Linked DNA regions of Mus musculus: region 2 is linked to region 1. A link is a loop called in an ENCODE intact Hi-C map of the cell type or tissue named here. Cell type or tissue: heart. All regions are shown on one strand.

Region 1 (4,000 bases):
AATCACTTGGTTCTGGGTAGAGACTAGGGGCGACCTCCTCTGGCTTTTCTCTGCCTTTCCTCCCTGCATTGCTAGTACCATATTTCTTGGCTAAGGGTTCCCTGGATTCCATTTCTGAGCACCGCGGTGCAAGTCTGTGACAAGGTTATGAAAGCAGACCAAGTCTTTCTCAAGTCACTCTGAGAACATGTCCTTTCTGATATTAAAATAGCCTTTTTTCAAAATAGCGATTGGATCACGAGTATGCCTTTGGTGACTCTGTTGTTCCCTCTGTTTCATTTTGTGTCCATGGTGACTTGGAGGATCATAGCTCCTCTGGGTGGGCTCCAACAGTCTGGAGTCCACTACTTTCAGGAGACATGTGTGGTCATCCTCTGTAAGAAGGGAATTTAATACATTCCGGTACAATCGTGTTTACCTTTATAAGTAATAAAAGGAACAGGGAATTCATTGTGTGTGTTATGTGTATTATACGAATGTCTCTGTGTGTGCATGAGTATGTGCATATGTCTCTGTGTTCATGAGTGTGTGTGTATGTGTGGGGGTGGCTTAAGGCCCTTAATACAAATGTATGTGTGTTATAGAAAATAGCCTTTCTATTTAAAAAATAAAAATAGGGAATTGTTGTCCTTCATTTCAAACAGGGATACCAAGAACCATATTTTTAATGAAAGCTATCACCTAATTAATTAATTAACTAATTAATTAATAAATATGGCCAGTGTTGTATAAGGCCAGTGTTGTGTAAGGGGTAAAAAGGTGTGAGGTGTCCCTACAGCAAATTCTTCCCCTGGAGACAGACCTGAGATGGAAGGGTCTTAGATTATGGTACCTAGAAGACAGACAGACCTGGGATGGCAGGGTCTGAGGTTATGGTACCTAGAAGACAGATGATTATGTGGAGGCTCAGGCTCCTGGTCTTCTGAGGAGAAAGGCAAGCAGGAGTTTACAGAGGAGAGACAGGTTGTCATCTGTGGAAATTTCCAAATATCTGGTGCTGCTTTCCAGCCCGAGCATGGGAGAAGCCAGTGCCTGACACCTGGTAGAACTGTGCTTTTTCTGTGTCAGTGCTGAGCTTGGGTTTGTGTGACACTTAGAGCTCTGTGGGAAACTCAGCAGATAGAGTGCTGGGCTTCATGGCCTCATCCCTTTGATCAGCTCCAGCAACTGCCTAACAAAAAGCATCCGAAGAATAGACCCTGGCTTGACGTGAGCTCACACGTATCCAAGCCGCCAGTCCTGTTGGTCTTCAAATCTGAGCTATGCAGCGAAAGCTATTACCTTTCGTGCAGGAACTCTGCACTGGGTACCATGGGGCATCTGCGGCAGATGCCAGGCATCGTGGAGGGGGCGGTGACTGTGTGACTGGGATGTGTCCCTGTCTCTTCACACGTGCGGTTCATCAGCGGCGCGTAAGCTAAAACGGAAGACGTCATGAAAGAACATGAGGACCAAACAGAGGGACGTGTTTAACTGTGTGATAGAGAAATTAAGAAAAGCTTCATTGAAGGCCATTTGACAAAGACCTAAGAAAGTGACACACCCTGGAGAAGACGCTGATCATCTGTCAGGCCAGAGAAGCCATGGGACGGATGACTCGGAAGAGCTCACTCTGCTCTTGTGGATGACCTGAGTTCAGCAGTTGATTCTCTCCATCTTGAGGGTCCGGGGGAACAAAGTCAGCCGTGGCGGCATCTCACCAGCTCATAATAAATGCGTTTGTAAGAGGGAGGGATTTAGAGGAGATACAGTCCTTAAACTATCTGACAGATGCGCATTGCTACATGGGGCAGGGAATGTGATTTTTCCCTAGCATTCAGACTAAGGCAGCAAACCTGACTTTGTTTCTGGAAGGTGGAATTCCCCCCCCCCCAAACATTGTAAAGAAGCCCTCTACAGTTAAGATTGTTTTCCATTGCAAAAAGTCCCTAAATCCAGGCAGAAACAGCGGGGAATCTGAGAGCAGAGCTCAGGTCTTCCACAGCCCTCACCATCACCGCCTGCTGTGGGCGTCCACCTTAAATCGCTGTGGCTGTTCCCTATAATCGCCAGCAGGTGGCAACAGTGCTGTCTGTGTAACCGTTGTTTTCCTGTTCCTGGTTTTACTCTGGAAGCCACACACAACACGCATATTCATTACAGGATCATTATAGGCAAAGCCAGGAAATAGAGGTGAGCAAAAGGGAGTGGAGGGAGGGAGCGGCGCCATCTGTACATAATCACTGCCGTGGTACAGTCTGCCTTTGTCGCACACTGGCCCGAACCAGCTCTCAGCAACCTTGAGTGATCACAGAGGTGAGGATCAGTAATGAAGCAGAGCCCACGGGAGCAGCGGTTTGCAACCTTCCTAATGCCGCCACCCTTTAATACAGTCCCTCATGGGGTGGTGACCCCCTAATCATAAAATTACTTTCATTGCTACTTCATAACAGTCATTTTTATTGCTGTTATGAGTTATAATGTAAATATCTGTGTTTTCCGATGTTCTCAGGCAAGCCCTGTGAAAGGTTCGTTCAAATCCCCCAAGAGGTCACAACCCACAGGCTGAGAACTGCTGCACTGCAGGGACAAAATGCACAAACGAACAAGTGCTTGTCCTGGGCTGTAAAAAGTACCTGGGAGGCTCATTTCCCACCTTCTTGTTGCTCAGACAACAATCCAGCAGAAGGCTGTCCACAGGGCTGGCATTTTTAATTTATATTTGTTATGTATGCATACTGTTTATTGAAAGTAGAATCACTTGACACGTTGGTATATATACATTTCGTCACCTTCTCCCATTAATAACATGTTGCAGGTATGTCTCTGAGTCAGTGTACCTCCACATTTCAGTGACCACTTAACAGTGCATCGTGGACTGTAATAACCACGTGGTTTTTACAACTTACAACTATAATAAGCATCCTTACAAAGATTATCTTTGCACATGCTTCTGTGTACATTTGCTTTGTTGGGATACATTCCTGGAAGTGAGACTGTAGAATCATAGAGTATATTCATTTTTAAAAGCATCTCCAACGGGATTTCAGATTCCTTTCTGAAAGAATGTAGCAATCTGCCCTCCCACCCGCATCTGCTCTCTTAGGCGCTCTCCCACACAGGAAAGAATTTAGTAAGTGTTGCCTATCCAGTAGGAAAAAAAAAAGCTTGAGTTAATCTTACTGATGAAGTTAGCCGGGTGATGTTGTTATTGTGGTTTTTAATATGGTCGTTGCTACTTTGTACTTATCCTTTACTTCAGATGTGGTGGTGCAGGCAAATTAATCACCATATGCCTATACTCCTATCTGTTCCCAGAAACCCTTGCTTTACTTATTGTTTTAGTTTGGGAAATGCAAACCCAACTCACAGCAGTTCAGACCATCCCAAAAGTGGGGGCAGTGGTTGAAGCCTGTCACTCCTGCTGTCCCCTCCATAGCCGCGGACACTGTTGGAAGGGGTGAGACACCCCAGCTGCCAGGCTATTTTCAGATGATGGTGGGAGTCTTGGGTTAAACCTGCCATGCTGATAGTCATATAAAACAATGTGAAATGTGACTTTAGAATCCTGAGTTAATTTGATGGACGTAGACAGCCAAAGGGATAATTGAAGCACCAGAGGGGGACTTGCTCAGCAGAATCCTCTAGTTTTCTTGTCTAGAACTGATTGGATTAACAAGGATATCGCTCTCTTCAGTTCCTAGGCTGATGTGTTTTGAGGAAGACCCACGGGGAGTCTCAGCCCCCCACCCCCATCCCCACTCCCACCCCGTCTATAGTTCAGAATCTAAATATAGATCCCGACCAGGAGAGCAGTTCTCAAAAAGAATTTTCCCGAGTTGCTCTGATGTCTAAAAAGAAGACAAACTTCCAGTGAGGTCCACCCCCCATCTCACATCAGCCTATTGCCTGGTGCCTCTAAAAAGGCAAAATCCTCCAAGCAAGATCTGTGTGGAGCTGGGACCTGAAACGGAAATTCATCAAAAGCTAAAAATCATCATAAACTTGCCCTAAAGCACCA
Region 2 (4,000 bases), 53 kb after region 1:
TCCTCACACTGGGGATATATGCTCTTCTGTAAAACTCATGGAGGCCACGGAAGAAAGCAGATTCTGTTTCATTAGATCTGAGGAAGAGACTGGAAATTTTCATTTACAACAAATTTTCAGAGGGTGGTTCCAGGGGCTACACTCTGAAGCGAAGAGATACAGTGTGGAGCCAGCGACGTGGCCAGGTTCCTCCTAATCTAATCACTTTGAGATTTCATAGCAAACTCTGAAAGCTGGGCTGTCGATTCCAGCTTGTCTCCGTTGCACATAGCAAAGAGAAACAATGATTTCATAAACACATTTATTAGAAAAAAAGGTAAGAACGTTGGCTCATTTTAGAAGCCCGCTTCTCTTTCTTGCCTTGATAGCGAGAAGAAACCGGTGCTGAATTGTATGGAAACAATCACACCATAGGCTGAAGGTGTAAAACCCTTTCCCAGGATGACGGAAGCCCTGCATTAAGTCCCTGTTCCTGCATGATCCAAGTGTGGGCAGCCCAGACCTACAATCCCAGCACTCAAGATGTAGAGGCAGGAAGTGCAGGAGTCTGAGCTTATTCTCAGCCACCTAGTGAGTTGGAAGCCAGCTTGGGTTACAGAAGACATTTTCAAAAAATCTTGAAAACATTTTTTTTTTAAAAAATCAAAAACAGAAAGTAAAATCAAACCTGTGACGAGTGTTGGCAGGAAAGTCACTTTCTCTCTGGGGAATCCTCAGCTCTCTCTTGTCTTTGTGGGGAGTGACTTCACCCAGCACTGCTGTTTCTGTCCAGGTTAGCAGACAGTCAGCCTGATGGACTTCGTTATCTTTCAGACCTGGGTAGCCTGGTGGCAATGCCTGGGGACAGTGCTATTTTCTTGGGAATAATAAAAATAAGTAAATCTCTTTTGTGGTCTTTTGATTTTCTTTGGGTCTTCTTTTGAAGTGGATTCTTTTCTGACCCTCTCTCAGAACTCCATATCTCAGTCCGGACTAGTTTAAATAACATTAAAGATTTTTTTCTTTGCTCTCTCTCATTCAGATCAGGCATTGAATGGGTTTCCTCCAACTCCTGGATCATTTATTGAATCAGAAAAATGATTTCTTTTGTGAAGCAATTTCATGGCTTGTTATGTCCAATATGTCTGTAAAATTGAAGGTTGCAGAGCCTTACCCGAGAGTCTGTCTTTTTGCAAAGATGGAAAAATGAAAAATTTTGATAAAAGACTCACTAAGCCTGTGCCATTGTCCCTTTGGGGTCCTCATGCCTTGAGGGGCATCGTTGGGGTATGATCAGGCATTTGTTTTAAAGCCATGTAAGGAAACATGTGGCTTCACACAACATTCGAAACTTGAAATATGTCAATAGGTATTAATGAATCATGAATGATAGAAAGTTTCACTATTTTGGGGAGAAAAATAACAGAAAAAAAAACAGCTAGCTGGCTTTTCTTTGGCATTTTCATGCACGGTCACACTGTATTTATACCTGTGGCTTCTTATAGAAGGCAGGTCTAAGGAATCCTGTGCAACTTACCTGTGTCACTTCATTATCCTGTTGCTAAGCTGTTAAGCTTAGAATGCAGACTTTAGGCTTAATAATGTAAAAGGTAGTGTCTCCCCAGGGCTGTAAGGAGGGATCTGTGGTTAGTAATACATACTGCATTTGAAGAGAGCCTGGGTTCACATCCCAGCACCCACAAGGTGGCCCACAACAAGCCCAAAGTCTAGTACCAGGGGATCTGATGCCCTCTTCTGGCCTCAGTAGGTACTGCATGCATGCGATGCTCTGCATGCAGACAAAACACCCATGCAGACAAAACACCCATACACAGAAAATAAACAAATCTAAAGAAATTAAAATGCTGGGCATGGTGGTGCACGCCTTTAATTTCAGCACTTGGGAGGCAGAGGCAGACAGATTTCTGAGTTCGAGTCCAGCCTGGTCTACAAAGTGAGTTCCAGGACAGCCAGGAGAAACCCTGTCTCGGGGGAAAAAAAAGAAAAAAAAGAAAGAAAAAGAAATTAAAAGTTTAAATAGCATCTCTATAAGAGTGGGTCCATATTTGCTTTGTAAGGTTTATGTAACTCAACCCATAGGAATTAGCTTAAAGTGCTTAGGAGACAGGAGGCCGAGACCCTTTCCTGGTTCCTTCCATATCCCATGGACTCTGTGGCCGATGCCCTTGGATGACACTCGGGCTAGAAAGTCATAGACAAATTGCATCTTGACGTCAGAACGGATGGGGGAGGAGCACCTGTTGTAGCTTGAGCCATTTCCATCCATTAGCAATAGAAATAGCTTCAGGCAGCAGGCTTGAAGGTTGCCATTTGGCCAGACGCTCTTTTCCCAACAATTCTTTCTTGAATACCTGCCGTGCTCCGGGGGCATGGTGGTAAGCTTTGAGCATGCAATGAACCCAGTGTCCTGAGCTCTGACTTCATGGTTGCCACTTAAGTGAGCCACTGAGTTTCTTTGGACTTTGCTTGAGAGGAGGAGCTCATCTTAACCTCCTAGGATTGCGTTTATGACCTGACATACTGAAAAAGCCCAAGATATTAAATCCCGACGTCTTTAGGTCAGGGTGGCCACACGGCCTTGGATTTTCTAAAACCAGCCTCCTTGCTTACACTCTGTCTTCGTCCACTTGCCCTCAAGTGACCCTCCCTTTGTCCTTTGTCTTATTGTGACCTTGGCATTGTCTGCTCTAAAGAGGACCCCATTTTCCTGATTGCTCAACAATGCTGGCTTCTCTCCTACTTTACACAGTCCTCCTTAAGGGAGAGTCTGAAGATGAAATGACAGAGACGTTTGATTGGACCTTGGAAGGAGAAGAATGTCCACAGATAAAAGATACTGGCAGGGGAAGCAAAAGTAGTTTTCTGCATTAACTACACAAGACAAATCAGATACTCCAATCAACAACACAGAATACAGTTATCATGGGACATCTCTGTCATTTCCTAGAGTCAGAAATAAACAGAGACCAGTTTTGGAGCTGGGCAAGTGGCCAGCCTTGTCGTTGGTGGATCGGAATGAGGCAGGGTCATGCTTGAATAAGGACGCCGGCGGCCAGCTAGAAGCAGCATTCTCTCGAGCACGTGGAAGCAGCTGAGACTTGAAAACACTTGGGGCCAAGCTGTCTGCGCCTGTGGAAGAGAGACCTCCATGTACTCTAAAGACTCGTGACCCTTCACACGCTCCCAGATCCTCTTTTGGTTTTGCTTTATAGCTCATTGTATCAATTTTATGTCTGATCCTATTGGCTGAGGAAGACCCACTACCACCCATGCCCCTGCCCAACTCACTTTCTAATGTCCGGGGAAATCTGTGTCTTTGACTCTGACTGTTCTCTGTCTCTCTCTCGTCATTTATCTGTCTCCAAGCTCCAATTGCACATATGTGTCTACATCACTTGGAGAGTGAAGAAGGACCTCCAGTCTTGTCCCTTAAGTGACTGAGAAGTTCTTGTCTCATTCTTTTTAAATCATACAACACTGACAGAGTGAAAGACTCCAGGGGCCACCTCTTCTTTTCTCTGTCTTGAAAGAAAAAAGAGACTGCAATTAGAAACAGCCAGACTGTAGAGTGTAGGAAATGCTTTCTGTGAAGGGCCAGGTAAGAAATATAATGCTCTAAGGTTTGAGGGCCATGTAGTCTGTCACAACTCCTGAACTTGACTGCATTTCATTAAAGCAGCTACAGGCAAGACTTGAGCACAGATGGGTTTGCAAACTTCATGAATACTGAAATGTTGACGTCATCGGACTCTACATGTCATGAACTCTTTGTCTCCTTCAGCTGTTTAAAAATATGAAAAACATGTTTAGCTTACAGCTCTATAAAAGTAGGTGTGGCAGGGGCCTAGAGAGAGGGATCAGTGGTTAAGAGAACTTGCTAGAGGATCCAAGTTTGGTTCTCAGAACTCATATCAGATGCTTCAAAGCAGCCTCTAATTTGTGCTCCATATTGGATGCTGTATTCTGGCCTCTGAGGGCACCTATACCACCCCCCATACAC

The links. A loop is a pair of places that touch in the nucleus more often than their neighbours do. Peaks named below come from ENCODE experiments on the same cell type or tissue, not always from the same donor. Only the 100,000 strongest peaks of a DNase experiment are listed, where the experiment ranks them.
Region 2: it touches region 1 in a loop (7-fold over the local background); 7 of 42 quality-filtered maps call a loop at or near these places.

Annotation. Positions count from the first base shown.
Region 1 is chr10:94,406,807-94,410,806 of GRCm38, forward strand. It overlaps a transcript of Tmcc3 not described here. Among named protein-coding and RNA genes, the nearest start is that of Gm32827, 18 kb to the right of the region's middle. In heart, a CTCF peak has its summit at 2,054 (motif pointing right); a DNase peak (open chromatin) is centred at 2,065; H3K4me3 peaks cover 666 bases; H3K27ac peaks cover 680 bases.
Region 2 is chr10:94,459,862-94,463,861 of GRCm38, forward strand. It overlaps a transcript of Tmcc3 not described here. Among named protein-coding and RNA genes, the nearest start is that of Gm32827, 35 kb to the left of the region's middle. In heart, a CTCF peak has its summit at 1,733 (motif pointing left); DNase peaks (open chromatin) are centred at 2,210 and 3,050.